2 separate regions of the Homo sapiens genome follow, and region 1 is linked to region 2. The links are chromatin loops, found by intact Hi-C in ENCODE. Cell type or tissue: left ventricle myocardium inferior. All regions are shown on one strand. Each heading gives the region's core, and the rest is flanking DNA. Links, peaks and the distances in the headings are about the cores only. Region 1 has its middle 34 kb from the start of MAP1LC3B2. Region 2 overlaps MED13L (mediator complex subunit 13L).

The links. Hi-C counts contacts between places; a loop is a spot of excess contacts. Peaks named below come from ENCODE experiments on the same cell type or tissue, not always from the same donor. Only the 100,000 strongest peaks of a DNase experiment are listed, where the experiment ranks them.
Region 1: it touches region 2 in a loop (6-fold over the local background); 78 of 110 quality-filtered maps call a loop at or near these places.

The regions. Positions count from the first base shown.
Region 1 is chr12:116,589,046-116,598,177 of GRCh38, reverse strand. No RefSeq gene overlaps it. Among named protein-coding and RNA genes, the nearest start is that of MAP1LC3B2, 34 kb to the right of the region's middle. In left ventricle myocardium inferior, for the core only: no CTCF peak of the experiment used is centred there; DNase peaks (open chromatin) are centred at 3,717 and 5,857; H3K27ac peaks cover 1,256 bases.
Region 2 is chr12:115,986,458-115,995,589 of GRCh38, reverse strand. It overlaps MED13L (mediator complex subunit 13L), which reads left to right. Exons shown (of 31, transcript NM_015335.5): 17 at 3,633-4,570; 18 at 8,302-8,481; 19 at 9,101-9,132. Among named protein-coding and RNA genes, the nearest start is that of LINC02463, 100 kb to the right of the region's middle. In left ventricle myocardium inferior, for the core only: no CTCF peak of the experiment used is centred there; no DNase peak of the experiment used is centred there.

The sequences.
Region 1 (9,132 bases), core at 1,764-6,763, 600 kb before region 2:
GCCTTCAAAACCCTCTCCAGTGCCACTGATTCAGAGACCTCATTCCTGTCCCCTGCCCTCCATAAACCCAGGCAAAAATTCTTTCTTCTGTGCTCATACAGCACCACATATACACTCATAGAACTTAGGACAATTACCTATTAGCATGAATGTCTAGAGATGGGAGCCTGTATCTTTGTCATCTCCAGCACACTGCCTGGTACATAATAGGTATAAAAGAATGTATGAACCAACCTGAAGGTTTAATTGATTTTCTTGGTTTTAGTTTATTCTCAGTGACAATAGCTTTATTCTTTTCTAATTATATAATTCATGTTCATTGTAAAAACTTTCAAACAACCCAGAAAAAATAACTCTGATAACTTTGTTTTCTGGATGTGCTCAGTGTAAAAAACTTCATTAATACAGAAAAATAAAGGAAGAATTAAGTCACTGAAACTTATCACCATGTGTTTTTTCCTGTGTGTGTGTATGTATGTATATACATTTAAAATGATAAGACCATCTAATATATAAAATTTCATATTGTATTTCTTCTTTTTTTTGAGACAGAGTCTCACTCTGTCACCCAGGCTAGAGTACACAGGTGCGATCTTGGCTCACTGCAACCTCTGACTCCTGGGTCCAAGCAATTGTCCTGCCTCAGCCTCCCAAGTAGCTAGGATTACTGGCGCCTGCCACCACACTCAGCTAATTTTTTGTATTTTTATTAGAGACGGGGTTTCACCATGTTGCCCAGGCTGGTCTCGAGCTCCTGACCTCAGGTGATCTGCCCACCTTGTCCTCCCAAAGTGCTGGGTGCTGGTGGCTCACTCCCAAAGGGCATGAGCCACTGCATCCCGCCTGTATTTGTTTTCAACATTACATTTTAAGCATTTAAAAAAATTGTTTAAGGCCAGGTGTGGTGGCTTATGCTTGTAACCCCAGCACTTTGGGAGGCCAAGGCAGGTGGATCACTTGAGGTCAGGAGTTTGAGACCAGCCTGGCCAACATGCTAAAACCATATCTATACTGAAAATGCAAATATTAGACAAATGTGGCAGCACACGCCTGTAATCCCAGCTACTCGGGAGGCTGAGGTGGAAGAATCACTTGGACCCGGGAGGCAGAGGTTGCTGTGAGCTGAGATCACTCCACTGCACTCCAGCCTGGGTGACAGAGTGAGACTCCATCTCAAAAAATAAAAATAAAAATAAATAAACAAATAATTTATTTAATATTTTGGGAAAATTCATTTTATTGTCTGGATAATAATCCGTTATATAGGTATATTATAAATTATCTAATCACTGAATTGGAAATCCCTCATAGGGCCAAGCATATGGTAGGTACTCAATAACTATTTGCTGAATGAATTAATGAATGATTGAATGGATGGATGGATATATTGATGGATGCTGTCTTGATCATAAGTCAGTTGAACAGAGAAGGGCCATCCCCTTCCCCTTTTCTTTTTGCTAATATAAATAGCACTGCAATAAATTTCCTTGCACCTAGACATTTGATTATCTCTCTGATTATTTCTTTAGAAAAACTTCCTAAAAGTAGGTTTAATGGGTCAAAGGGTATGGCTTGAGACTCTTGGTACGAATTTCCAAATTGCTATTGAGAAAGGTTATACCAATTAATATTCCTATAAATACTATATTGGGGTCTTCCTTTCTGAACACTTTGCAAACTAAGTGAATTTTTTAATTAAAAAAAAACTTTGCTAATTTGGTATCTATTTATTTAAATTTGCATTTATTTGATTATTAGTAACTTTGAATCTTTTCCACATTATTGGCCATTTGTATGACTCTTGAAGATCTGCATTTCTGATGGTAGAAATTTTTTTACCTGCAGGGAATAAGGTTGGGCTAAAGACATTTTCAGCAGAAAGCTATTTTCCCAGTATCTTTTAGATTACAACAGGCTTCACCCTTGTCCATGAAAACAGTCACCAGCCCCTCCCTGGTCAGGTGCTGTGCTTGGTGCACACATCATCTTTCGACTACCCTACAAACTAGATACCACTTTAATTTAATTTGCAGTCTCAGATCTGTCTAACTCCAGCACGTTCATCCCTATGCTACATTGTCTCTCAGTTCTGAAGCTCATCCTGAAATGCAAAAGGCTCATGATCAGTAAGACCATTCATCCATCCATCCATCTCCCCACCAATCCATCCATCCATGCATACATGCATCCATCCATTCATCTGTCCATCCATCTATCCATCCACTCTTCCATCCATCTACCCTCTCAGCCATCTACCCATCCACCCATTTACCTATTCAACCATCCATCCATCCCTTCCATCCCTTCATCCATCCATCCATCCATCCATCCATCCATCCATCCATCCACCCACCCAGCCACCTATCCTCCTACCCATTCACTTATTTTCCTTTTCATCCATTTGTCCATCTACCCATCCAACCATCCTCCCACACATCCATCCATCCATCCATCCATCCATCCATCCATCCATCCATCCATCCACCTATCCATCCATCCACCCATCCACCTCTCCACCCCTCCAATCATTCACTCATTCATTCAGCAAACAACTACAGAGTACCTACCACATGCTTGTACCTGGTCTTGTTTTACTGTGAGGCTAAGCCTAGAGCAGTTCTGTGGTCTCTCTGCAGGGTGGTTCCTCCAGGGGCCAGTGGCATGTGGAGGGCATGCAAGGAGAGTCTGGAGATGGGACTCGGAATGTGGGCTCAGGATTCCTGGACAACCACTGTTGGAACCTTTAGCAGGAATTGCAACATATTTGGCCAGGGTTAGGGGTACAGTTTGTGGCTGAAAAACAGAGTTTTCTCTGAATAAGTCAAACTAGCCTGCCTGGGATCAAATCCATGAGGGCTGGACAATCTGGTCTCAGCAAATTAAAACAACATGGGCACCAGCCAGCTACATTTTTGAAAACAGTGTTTTTGTTGTTTTAATCAAGGACACCCTTCCCACCCTCCATAACAAACTCTGAATTGAAATGGGGGAGAATTTATAAGAAAATAAAACAATTCTTTGGTATTCTGGCACAAACTCATTTTCCTTCTCATCAGCTCCACAGTGTAAGTGCCTCTCTATATCTTATTTTATTCTGCCCGCAGGCTTATGGGGATTAATGAGTCCATGCCAAGAGACCATCTTGAGTGGCACAAGAGAAATTCCATTTGTAGCTGAAGCCCACCTGTTGCATTCTCTCCACAGATGGAGGGTCCCTCTTAGGGTCCTCCAGGGTCTATGTCCCCATGGTGACTGCGGACAGCCCAAGGGGCGGCTCAAGCCCTAGGCTGGGTCTGTGTATCAACCATGTCTTTTGTTTTCTGTATTCTGATGCTTTGACATCTTGGGGCCTTGGTGACCCTGGAAGGACTTCCCCTCCCAGAGCTGTCCAATTCCTGGAGAAAGTGAACAGGTCACCGGAGAGCATGCCTTTCAAATGCAAGCCAATCCCTCCAGAAACCCTACCCCCAGCAGCCTATTTTATTAGACTTTCATAATCTTGGTCACTACCTACCTGCCATAGTCACCCCAGAGCCAGGAACCAGACAACTAAGGGACAGCCCCTATACCTCCAGAGCCTGCTGAAATTATTCAAACGAGCCAATCCTAAACCCACTTACCCTGCCTTGCTTATTTTTTCCTGGGGAAACCACAGTAAAGGCGCTGGCCCATGTTTCCCCACCTCCCCTGCCTCCTGCCCCACCCTAGTGCTGCCTCGTGCAGCCCTGCGTGGTGTGCCATGCTTCCTGTTTTAGGCATCTGTGGACATCATCAACTTCTTCCTTCGTGACAGTCGTTTCCGTGTCTGTGTGTCTTACCAGCCTCGATTAAAACAGATTCCGGGTACCCTTAATGAAGTCTACTCTTTCTGTCTGGGTCTGAGGCAGGTCACTGTGCTCTCCCAGCTACAGCCTCCTCTTCCATGAAATGGGGACAGGGACATCCAGTGGTTGTGAAGATTGAGTAGGTAACAGAAGTGACTTCCCAACAAAAGAAGCCCCTCCCAAGTCCCTCCTTATCTGGCCTGCGTTGTTATTTTAAATGACATTTATTTGCGTTTGAAACAACTTATTGGCCAGGCGCGGTGGCTCATGCCTGTAATCCCAGCACTTTGGGAGGCCGAGGCAGACAGATCACAAGGTCGGGAGATCGAGACTATCCTGGCTAACAGGGTGAAACCCCGTCTTTACTAAAAATACAAAAAATTAGCCAGGTGTGGTGGTCGGTGCCTGTAGTCCCAGCTACTCAGGAGGCTGAGGCAGGAGAATGGTGTGAACCCGGGAGGCAGAGCTTGCAGTGAGCCAAGATGGTGCCACTGCACTCCAGCCTGGGCGGCAGTGCAAGACTCTGTCTCAAAAAACAAAAAACAAAAAACAAAAAACGTATTTATTTATCTCTTTGCCCACTTCTCTCTACTAGAAAGAAGGCTTTTGTTCATTGCTGGGCACTTAGGACCTAGAACAGTGTTTGGCACATAGTAGGTGCTCATTTAACAGTCAGTATGACATGCTCATGAATGTGGCTGGCATTTAGATGTGCATTTATTTTATTTTATTTTGAGACAAGGTCTTGCCCTGTCCCCCAGGCTTGAGTGCAGTGGAACAATCATATCTCCCTGCAGCCTCTACTTCCCAGGCTCAAGTGATCCTCCCACCTCAGCCTCCCAAGTAGCTAAGACTACAGGGTTGCACCACCACACCTGGCTAAGTTTTGTTTTTTTATTTTTATTTATTTATTTATTTTTTTGAGACGGAATCTCGCTCTGTTGCCCAGGCTGGCGTGCAGCGGCACGATCTCGGCTCACTGCAACCTCTGCCTCCTGGGTTCAAACGTTTCTCCTGTCTCGGCCTCCCGAGTGGCTGGGACTACAGGTACATGCCACCATGCTGGCTAATTTTTGTATTTTTAGTAAAGACGGGATTTCACCGTGTTAGCCAGGATGGTCTTGATCTCCTGACCCCGTGATCCGCCTGCCTCGGCCTCCCCAAGTGCTGGGATTACAGGCGTGAGCCACTGCGCCTGGCCTATTTTTTTAATTTTTAGTAGAGACGAAGTCTTGATATGTTGCCCAGGCTGGTCTCAAATTCCAGAGCTCAAGCGATGCTCCTACCTCACCCTCCCAAAGTGTTGCGATTACAAGCATGAACCACTGTGCCTGGCCCATTTCTTTCTTTTTTTCTTTAAGACAGAATCTCGTTCTGTTGCCTAGGCTGGAGTGGTGCAATCATGGCTCACTGCAACCACTGCCTCCTGGGCGGTGCCTCCTCTTACCTCAACCTCCTGAGTAATTGGAACCATGTGCACGAGCCACCACATGTGGCTAATTTTTGAATTTTTTTGTAGAGACAGGTTCTCACTATGTTGCCCAGGCTGGCCTTGAACTCCCGGGCCCAAGCAATCCTCCTGCTTCGGCCTCTCAAAGTGCTGGGATTACAGGTGTGAGCCACTGGCCCAGGCCTAAATGTACATTCTTATTGCTGTCCTTCCGTCTTAGTCTTTTGGGATCTCCTCGTGTTAACTTGTGTGCATTCGGGCCCTTTACAGATTGGAAGCCGTTCGGGGAGGTTCTTATCACTTTTGCTGGCCTATAAAGTGTCCTACTTGTGCACAGGCCCTCAGAACACTTTGTAAACATTAACTTTGTAAATAGCATGCTTTGTGTGCAGCAGCTGGGGCAGGATTTGCTGAAATAAGATGGTTCTGAATAAGGCCAAACCTGTTCTGGAAGGGAGTGGGAGGTTTAAGCACAGAGACCTCAGAGGCCACTGGGCCATTTGCCCAGGGATGTCCAGCCAGCGGCTTAGGGTGGCAGAGATTCCTGGAAGACCGCCCCTCCCTGCACCCCAGGAACGCCTCCCTTTGCCGGGCAGCCCCTGCCCTGGAGTGAGTATTGTTTTGCTCCTTTGGCAGAACTTCCTGGATCAAGTTAAGAAAGTTCGTCTGGCTGCCAGAAGGTTTCTTGTGTGGATTTATTGAGCCCCCACTGAGCAGAGGCGTCGAGGCTGTGAGTTGTAAGACACTAACACTCATTCATTCAGTGGATCCTTTTGAGCATCCCCTCTGATCCAGGTGCTGGAGATACAGGGGCAAGGAGACCAACGAGGGAACAGTGACTCTCACAGAGGAGGTACTTGGCTCAGCATAGACAGCACAGGGTCTGCGGGAGCCAGAAAGGAGGGCTGAGTTCAGACAGGCTTCTTGGAGGAGTCATGCTTCTGTTTATACCCAGGAGTCTTTAAGTTGAAGTTTATAAAACCTCAACTCAAACAGGCTTAAGCCTTAAAGAGAATGCATTGGATCACAGAATGAGTAAAGCCAGGAGTAGGTGGCTTCAGGCACAACTGGATCAAGGGGCTTAAATGAAAATTCCATCTCTTGGTTCTGTCTTTCTCAGTGGGTTGACCTCATTTCCTCCAACAACAGGTAGGATTCCCCCGACTTGGTTTAAAAGATAAGAACTGAAGCTCTCAGCTCACATTCTTCTTCTTCCTTTTTTTTTCTTTTCTTTTTTTTTTTGATTTGCTCTGTCACTCAGGCTTGAGGGTAGTGGTGTGATCTCAGCTCACTGCAACCTCCACTTCCCAGGTTCAAGCGATTCTCGTGCCTCAGCCTCCCAAGAAGCTGGGATTACAGGCATGCGCCACCATGCTTGCCTATTACTATTATTATTATTATTATTTTTAGTAGAGATGGGGTTTCGCCATGGTGGCTAAGTGGTCTCAAACTCTTGACCTCAAGTGATGTACCTGCCTCAGCCTCCCAAAGTGCTGAGATTACAGGCATGAGCCACCACTCCCAGCCTTTCTCTTTCCATTTTTTTGCTTACTTAACTAACACTTACTGAGTGGTGAACAAGAAAATGTGCAACAGTTTATCCTACAGATAAACTTACCTATGTGCCAAAGACACAAGAACGTTCATTATAACATTGTTGCCGGGCGCGGTGGCTCACGCCTGTAATCCCAGCACTTTGGGAGGCTGAGGCAGGTGGATCACGAGGTCAGGAGATCGAGACCATCCTGGCTAACCCAGTGAAACCCTGTCTCTACTAAAAAAATACAAAAAATCAGCCAGGCATGGGGGCGGGTGCCTGTAGTCCCAGCTACTCGGGAGGCTGAGGCAGGAGAATGGCATGAACCCGGGAGGCGGAGCTTGCAGTGAGCAGAGATTGCGCCGCTGCACTCCAGCCTGGGCAACAGAGCAAGAGTCCATCTCAAAAAAAAAAAAAAATCGTTTATACTAATCAGGGACTGGAAATAGCTTAAATATCCACCAACAAGGGACTGGTTATATAAATAATGAACTGTAGTGTCCCCATACACCATAGGCTGGACAGCCTTTACAGAGAATGAGTTAGAGCTACATCAATGCTTCTCACCAGGGGGTGACTTTACTGCCCCAGGGGACATTTGGCAACATCTAAAGACATTCTTCACTGTCACAACTTAGCAGGGTGCTACTGGCATCTAGTGGGTAGAAGCCAGGGATGCTCCTCAATATCTTACAGTGCACAGAACAGACCCACAACACAGAATTATCCAGACAAGGATAAGCACCAGATTTGTACTTATAATACAGAAATCTCTAAGATATGTTAATTTTTTAAGAAACACAGTAGAAAAATCATAAATATACTAGATGACCATTTGTGCAAAACAAGAATCGTATCTCTATATGGGTGTATATATGTGTAGAACACTCTGGAAGAATAAATAAGAACATGGGGAGCTGTGTCTTCTGAAGGGCCTGGGGGAGAGGTATGGGACAGGAATGTATTTTTCCTATACAGCTTTTTGTACTGTTTGGATATTTTTAAACCACATACTTTACGTGTATTCTTTAAAAAGTTAAAACAGAGGGGGCGCGGTGGCTCACGCCTGTAATCCCAGCACTTTGAGAGGCCAAGGTGGGTGGATCACCTGAGGTCAGGAGTTCGAGACCAGCCTGGCCAACATGGTGAAACCCCATCTCTACTAAAAATACAAAAAAATTAGCTGGGCGTGGGGGCACATGCCTGTAATTCCATCTACTTGGGAGGCTGAGGCAGGAGAATTGCTTGAACCTGGGAGGTGGAGATTGCAGTGAGCCGAGATTGCACCACTGCACTCCAGCCTGGGTGACATAGTGAGACCCCGTCTCAGAAAAAATAAAAAATAAATAAAAAATAAATAAATAAAAAGTTGAAATATAAAAAGTATAGACATTCAGCCAGATTCACCCACATTCATTGCTTGTCCGCTTCCTAACACCCCACGCAGTTGCAGTCGCAAAAGATCTTAGAGATCTTCTAATCTTAGGAGTCATCAAAGAAGTTGTGGAAGTGCTGGATTAGACGCATTTAAATGGGTCTTTACGGGAGGACTTCTTAGAGCCTTTAATACGATAGTGTGCATGATGGATCTCAGAGGAGTACAGTATGCAGAATTAGCAAGCGTCCTTGACTCCTGGATTAGTCTCCTAGGGCTGCTCTAACCAAATGCCACACATTGGAGGTGCGCGAGCTCTAAACAACAGAAATTTATTGTCTCACAGTTCTGGAGGCTGGAAGTCAGAAATCAAGGTGTTGATGGGACTGTGCTCCCTCTGAAATCTGTAGAGAATCCTTCCTTGTCTGTTCCTGGCTTCTGGTGGTGGCCAGCAATCTTTGGTGTTCCTTGGATTGTAGCTGTATTGCTCCAATCTCTGTTCCTTTTTCTTTTCCTTTGTCTTTTTTTTTTTTTTTTTTTTTGACAGGGTCTTGCTCTGTCACCCAGGCTGGAGTGCAGTGGCAAGAAGATGGCTCATTGCAGCCTCGACCTCCCAGGCTCAGGCAGTTCCCCTGCTTCAGCCTCCCGAGTAGCTGGAACTGCAGGCACCCGCCACCATGCCTGGCTCATTATTTTTATTTTTTGTAGATATGGGGTCTCCCTGTGTTGCTCAGGCTGGTCTCAAACTACTGGGCTCAAGCGATCCTTTCTCCTCAGCCTCCCAAAGTGCTGGGATTACAGGTGTGAGCCACCGTGCCTGGCCCAAACTGTTTCATCATTGTCACATGCTGTTCTTTCTCTGGGTCTCTCTGTCTACATGTGGCCGTCTTCTTACAAGGACACCAATCCTGTTAGATTAGGGGCCCACTCTACTTCAGTATGATCT
Region 2 (9,132 bases), core at 982-5,981:
TTAGTTGGGCATGATGGTGTGTGTCTGTGACCCAGCTGCTTGGGAGGCTGAGGCAGGAGAATCACTTGAACTCACGAGGCGGAGGTTGCAGTGAGCCAAGATTGCACTACTGCACTCCAGCCTGGTCGACAGAGCAAGACCCTGTCACAAAAACAAACAGATAGGCTAAACAATGATGGAATCAGTTTTCCCTGTGATGAATAATTTCTTAATAAATAAAGTGATTTGATTGATAGAAAAGGCCACAAATTCAGATTTCTGCTGTGGTCAGGTAAGCAATATATAGATGAAATGGACAGGGTAAATGCAAAAGAGTTGGTACTACTGATGCTCAGCACCATTGTGCTGAGCTTAAGGAACCAATAAAACAAATTTGTGGTCCAGCCTCAGCCTCTGGGCTGCAAGTTTGTGACCTTCTGTAAAATCATCCTGATGAAGTTAATTTTAATGTCGTAACAAGACTTCCTGCTTGTGTATATAAAGTCAGTGTCAGAAAGAAAAACGGTGACAGAAAAGTACAGAGGAATCCTAGACTTAGGAAGCTACACTTGCAGTATTAATAAGACTGAAATTCCTGCCTTGCAAAAATTATATGCATGACCTTAAATGACCATTTTACGTGGGTCTTCCCTTTAAAATGGAGTAATCCTGCTCTGCCTCCCGCACAGGACTTCCACAATGCTTCAACGACTAATGACTGTAGAAGTACCGTGGAAATAACAATGCACCAGCAGTATAAAGAGTGTGCTGAAAAGCACCCTGAGCGCCTGGCTGGTGTGCTGCTGCTGTGCTCCGATTGTACTCTAGCTTACTCAGCTAGATCCTGGCACAACACACCTAGAACACCTTGGCGCATAAGGGGTTAGCTTAGCACATACAGTTGCCAATAAATGACATAGCAGTTTTAAGAACCCATTCAGCAGTTTAATCTCTTTCATACATACAGGTTTCCCCAAAAAGGTCACATGCAAGCTTTTGCTGTGTAATCGTTTAAATCATTTAGGTCATTATTTAGATCTATTACATCTTTCATTTGCCATCCCAAAGATTCTTTGTATTCTTAACTGGCTCTATTATACAACTTTATGTGATGAAGGTTTTGTTTTTGTTTTTGTTTTTGTTTTTTGGGGGGGTTTTTTGGAGACAGGGTCTCGCTCTGTCACCTGGGCTGGAGTACAGTGGCACAATCACAGCTCACTGCAGCCTTGACCTCCTGGGCTCAAGTGATCCTCCCACATCAGCCTCCTGAGTAGCTGGGACTACAGGCACGTGCCACCACACCCAGCTAATTTTTATGAAATTTTGTTGTAGAGTTTGTGTCTCCCTGTGTTGCCGACACTGGTCCTGAACTCCTGGGTTCAAGTGTTTCTCCTGCCTCGGCCTCCTAAAGTGTTGGGATTATAGGCATGAGCTACTGCACCTGGCATGTAGGTGATTCCTGTCTGCACTGTCCACTATGGCAGTCATCAGCTTCCTGCTGCAGGTGTTGACCACTTGAAATGTGGCTAGTGAGACCAAGACTGAATTGTTTTATGTTAATTAATTTAAATTTAGGACATGGGGACTGGTGGCTACCTTATTGGACAGTATGTTTCCAGCATATGTGTAATCCTGCTGTGGTCTCTGCTCGCCATCACCCTGGACTCCTCCTTTGTCACATGCAATACCCCTGCAATCATTTGCTTCATGTCTGCCATACTTGCTTATGAGCCACCTTTTGTTTCTCTTTTTCACTTTTGACTATCCAGCTTCTAGCGTAGGGTTGCTACTCAGTTCATTTTTATTAAATGGGAAAAATCAGATTACAAGATAAACCATTCTTACTACCCAGGGAGCAATTTAATTCTTTAGGTTTTCAGTTAGTACTCATAGTTCCTTTTCTGATCTGAACTGCGTAATAATTTTAGGGTTTTGTTGAACAGGAGAATTTGAAAGGAGTCCAGTTAGAGTAAAGATCGTTATTACACACTTAACTATTTTGGTCTCTAAGAGAGCAGTGATTGCCAATCAAGTTTTCTGGGTCATTTTTTTTTTTTTATCTGTACTCAAAGATACCACTGTGCCTCAGATTTAATATTTCTTTACAGTGCCTGATTTGGACTTTTAGGCTGGTAGTTTAGGCATAGCTAATTAAAAATCACAAGGAAATTATTTGAAGAGACATTTCTTTATGACGTGCTTCTTTCACATTATAAGTAACTGAATATGTAGTTTATTGGAGGAGCATTAGTTTAAGTACAGTATTAATATATATAAAAGGATATTAAAAAATTTTAAAAATATTCTTTTGATACCTTCTAAGTAGGAAGAATGGACTCATATGCTAATATACATATACATCTAAGAAAGTACAGTTGTCCCTTGGTATCCTTGGGGGATTGATTCCAGGACCCCCTCGGATACCAAAATCTGAAGATGCTCAAGTACCCTATATAAAATGGCAGAGTATTTCCTTGTAATTTACACAAATCCCTCTGTATACCTTAAGTCATCTCTGGATTACTTGTAATGCCTAATACAATGTAAATGCTATATAAATGTTGTACTTTACTGTTTTGATTTGTGTTTTTTAACTGTTGTTTTTTTTTTAATTGTATTTTTATTTTGATTTTCCATCTGTATATGGCTGAATCCACAGATGTGGAACTTGTGGCTATAGAGGGCCAACTGTATATCAAGAAAATGTTTTATGATAATGAAACAGCAGAACCTTGCAGACAGTGTTTTCTGCCTAGCTGTTCCAAAAAGAAGTCACTGCTTATGAGAAAGTAGATAACATAGCCCAGTCAGTCTTGGGCAACTAAAATAATTACACTATATGCAATGCATACCATATTGAAAAGTGAAAAATGAAGTGCTTACCACCCCACAGAAAGCTGCTGGAAGCTGGAAACTCTGATACAGTATGTGTACTTCTGTGCAACCACCTAATTAATACTGAGGCCTCTTAGCCGCATATGTAATATTTCTATCAGTTGTAGTATAGTACTGGTAAATGGGCTACCTAAAATATAATTCCCTCATGGTCACTCATTACTATAAAAATGTAAGCCTAGATAGGGCTGCATTTTGAAAATTAGAAAAATGTTAAATTTTCATGTGTATTTGATTATAACTACTTTGATATGATATATAGATTATAGCCTCAGAGAACAAGTACACTGGCAGACTTTGAATTTCAAAAAAAAAATGACAAAAATGTAATTGCAAATTAGATGGAAATTTCATCCTATGGTCCTCTAGCTAATTTAGTGTCTGCACTTATGGTTGAAGTTCCATTTAGTAGTTAACTTTTCAAATTACATTGACCAAACCCAGTACCATGTTTTCTTATAAAAATAGTAAAAGTTCCTTCAAGAGGTTAGGATGAGGATGCTTATATGTGGAATAAGTAGAAGGAAAGTGCTGTGTTGAATTATTCTTCATACCTTACTTTCTTCTTCTCTACACACTGCACTGACCTTTGTATCTTCTTTTTTTTTTTTAAGAGAAAATTAAATATACCAGTGTATCCCAGTGATAGCAGAAACAAATGATAAGAAATACACAGTACATGGCTGGGGTGATCATGTGTCTAGTTCAGCATCTGTGACATGCTGCCCTTCCTCACTTGGTGCCTTCTCTTTTTGTAGTAACGTGCCTAGTGTTGGGAGCCTAGCAGATCCAGACTATCTGAACACACCACAGATGAACACACCCGTGACGTTGAACAGCGCTGCCCCAGCCAGCAATAGTGGGGCAGGAGTCCTACCATCTCCAGCAACCCCTCGCTTCTCTGTCCCCACACCACGAACCCCCAGGACCCCAAGAACTCCCAGAGGTGGGGGCACTGCCAGTGGTCAAGGGTCTGTTAAGTATGATAGCACCGATCAAGGATCACCAGCCTCCACCCCCTCTACTACACGGCCCCTCAACTCTGTGGAGCCCGCCACCATGCAGCCAATTCCCGAAGCCCACAGCCTCTATGTTACCCTGATTCTCTCCGATTCCGTGATGAATATCTTTAAAGACAGAAACTTTGACAGCTGTTGCATCTGTGCCTGCAACATGAACATCAAAGGGGCGGATGTCGGGCTTTACATCCCCGATTCTTCCAATGAGGACCAGTACCGCTGTACCTGTGGGTTTAGTGCGATTATGAACCGCAAACTTGGCTACAATTCAGGACTCTTCCTTGAAGATGAGTTGGATATTTTTGGGAAGAATTCTGATATTGGTCAGGCTGCAGAGAGGCGCTTAATGATGTGTCAGTCCACCTTCCTTCCTCAGGTGGAAGGAACCAAAAAACCCCAGGAGCCACCCATAAGCCTTCTCCTCCTCCTCCAGAATCAACACACACAACCTTTTGCTTCACTGAATTTCCTGGACTACATTTCCTCTAACAATCGCCAAACTCTTCCCTGTGTAAGCTGGAGTTATGACCGGGTGCAAGCAGATAATAATGATTACTGGACGGAATGCTTTAATGCGTTGGAGCAGGGGCGGCAGTATGTGGATAACCCCACTGGTGGAAAAGTGGACGAAGCTCTGGTGAGAAGTGCCACTGTGCACTCTTGGCCTCACAGCAATGGTAGGTGTCCCAGAACACAAATTTACTTTGAGGAGTATCTTGGTATGATCATAACTTAAAAGCTTTCTTTACTGTATTTGACAAAAAATTTTAATTTCATGTCTTTCGGGGGAAAAAAAAGAACCTAAAGTGAGAGCTGTATTGATTTTATCCTAAACTTATGGACTGGGAGAATGTTTTATATTGAAATGCCTTTGGAGAAGAGTAATTGTTTTCTGAAATTTTCCTCTTGTAACTCATAAGTAAGCAGTCTATGTTGGGAACCTGTGACCGCTGAGTATCAGAGTCGTCAGGAGCTTACAGACTGATAATTTGCACACTCTTGCATGCTTAAATCCACCATTCTTCCAGATCAAGTTTCCAAGGAACCTCTTCCATGAAGCCTTCTAGCCATTTCCAGAGTCTCTTCTCCCTTCTCTGTTTTCCCCCTTTGTTGTATCACTTATAACAAAATCACATTTTACTTTGCATTGTGGTTACTGGGGCATATAACTGGTTGTATTATTAAAAGCTCCAGTGAAGTTGGGCTGTAAGAGTGCCAAGCAACTTGCTGTTTCCTTTTCTTACTCATTCACTGCCTAAACTGCAATGCATCATGGGGGATAAAATGGTTACTGAAAGAAACAAGGCACTTACCCTCATGGACTTTCTAATCTATTCTGGAAGTGGACATCAATTAAATAATTACACAAGCACGCATATTATTACAACCCATTTTATAAGTGATAAAAGCATGGGATAGACGGGGCACTCTAGGCTGAAGGTCAGAGAAGACTTCGTTGTAGAAGTAGTAACATTTGCTCAGAGATCTCAATGATGAGTACACATTAACTGAGGAAGGAGAATGGGGAGCGAGGCATGTGTCCCAGACAGGAGGTGCTGCAAGTGGGAAGGCCCTTGGTTGTATGGAGCTTGGGGCCTTTAGAAACTGACGCGAGGTTAGAAGCATGCAGGGGCTAGATTACAGTGACTCTTTAGAGGCATGCTAGGGGTTGGGTCTTCCTGCAAAAAGCAATACAAAGTCATTGAAAGGTTTTAAGAAGAAGCACTGATGTCAGATTTGTGTAGTTAAAAAGGAAAAATAACAATGTGCACTGGCTATAATTCTGGGTATGGATTAGAAAGTGGCAGGAATGGATTTGGGGAGACAAGGAGGTTAGTGAGGAAGACCTAGTAAGAAACAATAGCTTGCCTTAGTGTCCTTGTGAAGAAGGTGGAGAAGAAATATTATTGCAGGACTCAATAGTGAGTTGAGTTTTGGGGATAAGGGAAAGAGAGATGTTGAGGAGTCCCAGATTTGTTACTTGTATACCTGGATAGTCAGTGGTGTTCAAAGATAAGACTATATCTGGAGAGAAAGTTTATAAATTGAGTTGTGGAAGTTTGGAAGTTTTAAAGATCCCTTTTGATATATCCAGGTAGAGGTATCAAGTAGACTCTTGGGCCTTTTGCTCAGGGGAGAGGGAGTGGTTGGCATATAGGTGATAACTTCAATTAAGGGGGCACAGATGAGCTCATTGAGGAGGAGGAGAAAAGTATAGACGAGAAGAGGACCTGGTAGAGCTTAGCTACATTCTGACGGGTATAGGTGAGGCAGAGAAGCGTGAGCCTATCAAGCAGAGAAGGAAGAACCATAGAGGGGGCTTTTGGAAGCCAGGGGTAGCCAGTGTTTCAAGAAAGAGGAAGTGATTGACAGGCATTAAAATGCAAGTGAAGATTTTAAGATAAGGATTAAACATGTCTTCTGACCGTGGTGAGAGCTGTTTCTGTAGAGTGGTGGGAGCAGAGGCCAGACTGGAAGGGTTGTGTGAATGATGTGCGAACCCGGCTTCTGAACAACTCTCAGTCTTGCAGGGAAGAAAGTTATATAAGCTTCTTAAATACAGTTTGAAATCTGAAGTAATTAAAAGTATGTCCAGAGGTCAGTAGAGTATGGGGAGTGATGGGTATTTTCTGACTAGGCCAATCAAGGAAGCTTTCATGGAGGTAGAGATGACTAAGAAAGCATTAAAGGGTTATGCTCATTTGTATAACTGCTTAGGTTCAAGCACAGTGCCTTATACTTAAGCAGACCCTTAATCAGTTTCTACTGAATGAATTTATGAAGTGAAGAAAATGCAGCCTTTCCCCTAAAGAAATGTGGATGATCAGCTTGGGTGAGTCCTTTTACTAGATAGGCCTTCGGACAGAAAAGCAGTCTGTGTGCATGAATCAGTGGTGTCGTCTTTCAGGATGAAAAATAAGACATTTTATTGCAGGGGAGGTCTGGGTTTCAAATTTTAAGATGCCTAAAAGTACCAGATAATGTAAATGAATGTGATGGGAGACATTTGCAAAAGGCAGTGCCTTAAGCTGTCTTTTCAAAACTCACTTTCTATTTTGCAGGCACAGGAATAGGGTTCATAAGAAACGTGCTTGCTTTTAGTTTCCTCAAATCTGTGGTTCTCTTGGTCTGTGATTTCCTGCTTTTGATAGAGCCATTAATACAAGAAGTATTCACTGTTGTTGTTTACTATATGTAAAAAGAAGCACTGGCTGAAGATAAAAGGCAATGAAAACTGCATCAGACTCAGGACAGACAGCAGGGAAGGGGCCATGAGGTGCCTGAGAGGGACAGCTGCTCCTCAGCTCCAGCAAGTGGTGGTTATGCAGGAATATGGGTCTCCCAGTTCAAGGGAAGCTGGCAATCTAGATTTGTGTGTGAAATTTCCTGGAGTGATTTGTTCCAAAGTTTAACAAAATATTCTGTGGACCACCACTTTGCAACCTGTGTTTTACTGATTTAGGGACACGTTTGAAAATGTCTTAAGAATCCTTAATCATCCTGTGTTTCAAATTTAGTTGGCAGATAAATCTTAGATTTCTTTCCATGCCCCTTCCCTCATCAGCTAGAAGGGTAAGAGGGAGGCAGAGTCTTCAGGAATCCAGCTGTGCAGATTCACACCACATCACCTCCAGCGTCATTAGCTCTTTCTGCAGACCTTTTTAAGAATCTGATTTGCATGATGAACCCTCCATCCTGAGAAAAAAATACGTATGTCCAAGCGTGCTTGCACAGTTTTGCATGGAGTTCAGACAACTTTCAAATTTTAGGTTAGAAATCCCTCCCCAGGGCGACTGCTGGGACTAAAGTCATCTGCATTTAGAAGGCAGTGAATCCCATCCGTGCCTGCAGCGGACTTCGGTCCTTGAGGGCTTCAGCTGTGTTTCCCTGTGCCTCTGGCTGCACTGAAGATTGGCCTTCTCTTCATGCATTCTGTATTTTGTGAAAATATTTTTACAATTAGGAGCATTTAAAGAGTTTTTAAAAGCTTTTATTTAAGTTCCATTTTTTCCTACTTATCATATAAACAAAACATTGATATTTGCAAATAAAAGTAATAATTAAGAAACTTTTGCAGCTGTCTTATGAAAATCCTTGGAAACAGATTTCCATGGTTTTAAAAAGTCGCACCTATCCATTTTTCCACTTTTAAACAATTCTTCCATTAAACTTTTTTATATAGAGTAATCCATTTCCCCTTTTATTATTGTTGATACTAAATTATCAATTATTTTCTCTAATTTAGTAGAAGAATATCTTTCCTCCTGACTCCTAAGTCAAATATTTTAGAATCTACTACAGCTAATAACGTCATTGTTCTGAATATAACTGAGGCTCGAGGTGATGGTGAGGAAGAGGAGGGTGCTAGCCCCCTTATCTTCTCTGTTTCTTCTCACTTCTCTTCCAGTGCTGGACATCAGCATGCTCTCCTCCCAGGATGTGGTTCGTATGCTGTTGTCCCTGCAGCCCTTTCTCCAAGATGCCATCCAAAAGAAGCGCACGGGCAGGACCTGGGAGAACATCCAGCATGTGCAGGGACCACTCACTTGGCAGCAGTTCCATAAAATGGCAGGACGGGGAACCTACGGTAGGGTCTTTGTCCTGTTTAAAATTCCTTCTGACTTCAGTGCTGTTCAGTGAAGAGCAGCGTTAGTTACTGTCAAGTCCTTGCGTCACTAACAAAATAGGGGAGTCTTTTTCTTTGACCATTTAGTTTTATAATCTCTTTGTTTTCCTAAAGTTACTTTTGGAGTCAAGTTTCCTACCACCCTTGGCATAATCCAGGTCAGTGAGGAAGCTAATCCCTAAAAAGTGCATTTTTTAGATTCTCCTCATTTTCCCAATCCTCACTGCATTTTCATCTGGATGGACTTCTGGGCCAGTTCTGTCTACTTCATCATAGTCAGAATCATAATGCTTATCTTGAAGGAAATGATGTAGTGCTGCTTGGAAAGTTAATTTTAACTTGTTCTAGTCTGCCCTCTGATCTTACTGAACCTTTATAAACAAATTCTGACTTACTTAATTAAGAGTCCTCATCAGTGACCATTTAATTAGATGATTTCAAAAATACTTTTAAGAATGTCTTGTGAACATGGAGTGACATTTCAGATGCCAGAATTAAGACCAGTGCACCAGGAATTTCAAAATTGTAAGGTTGTGGGAAAAACTCTCTAGCACCTTTCTACACTACAATGTCATTTTAGGTTCGGAAGAATCTCCTGAGCCGTTGCCCATC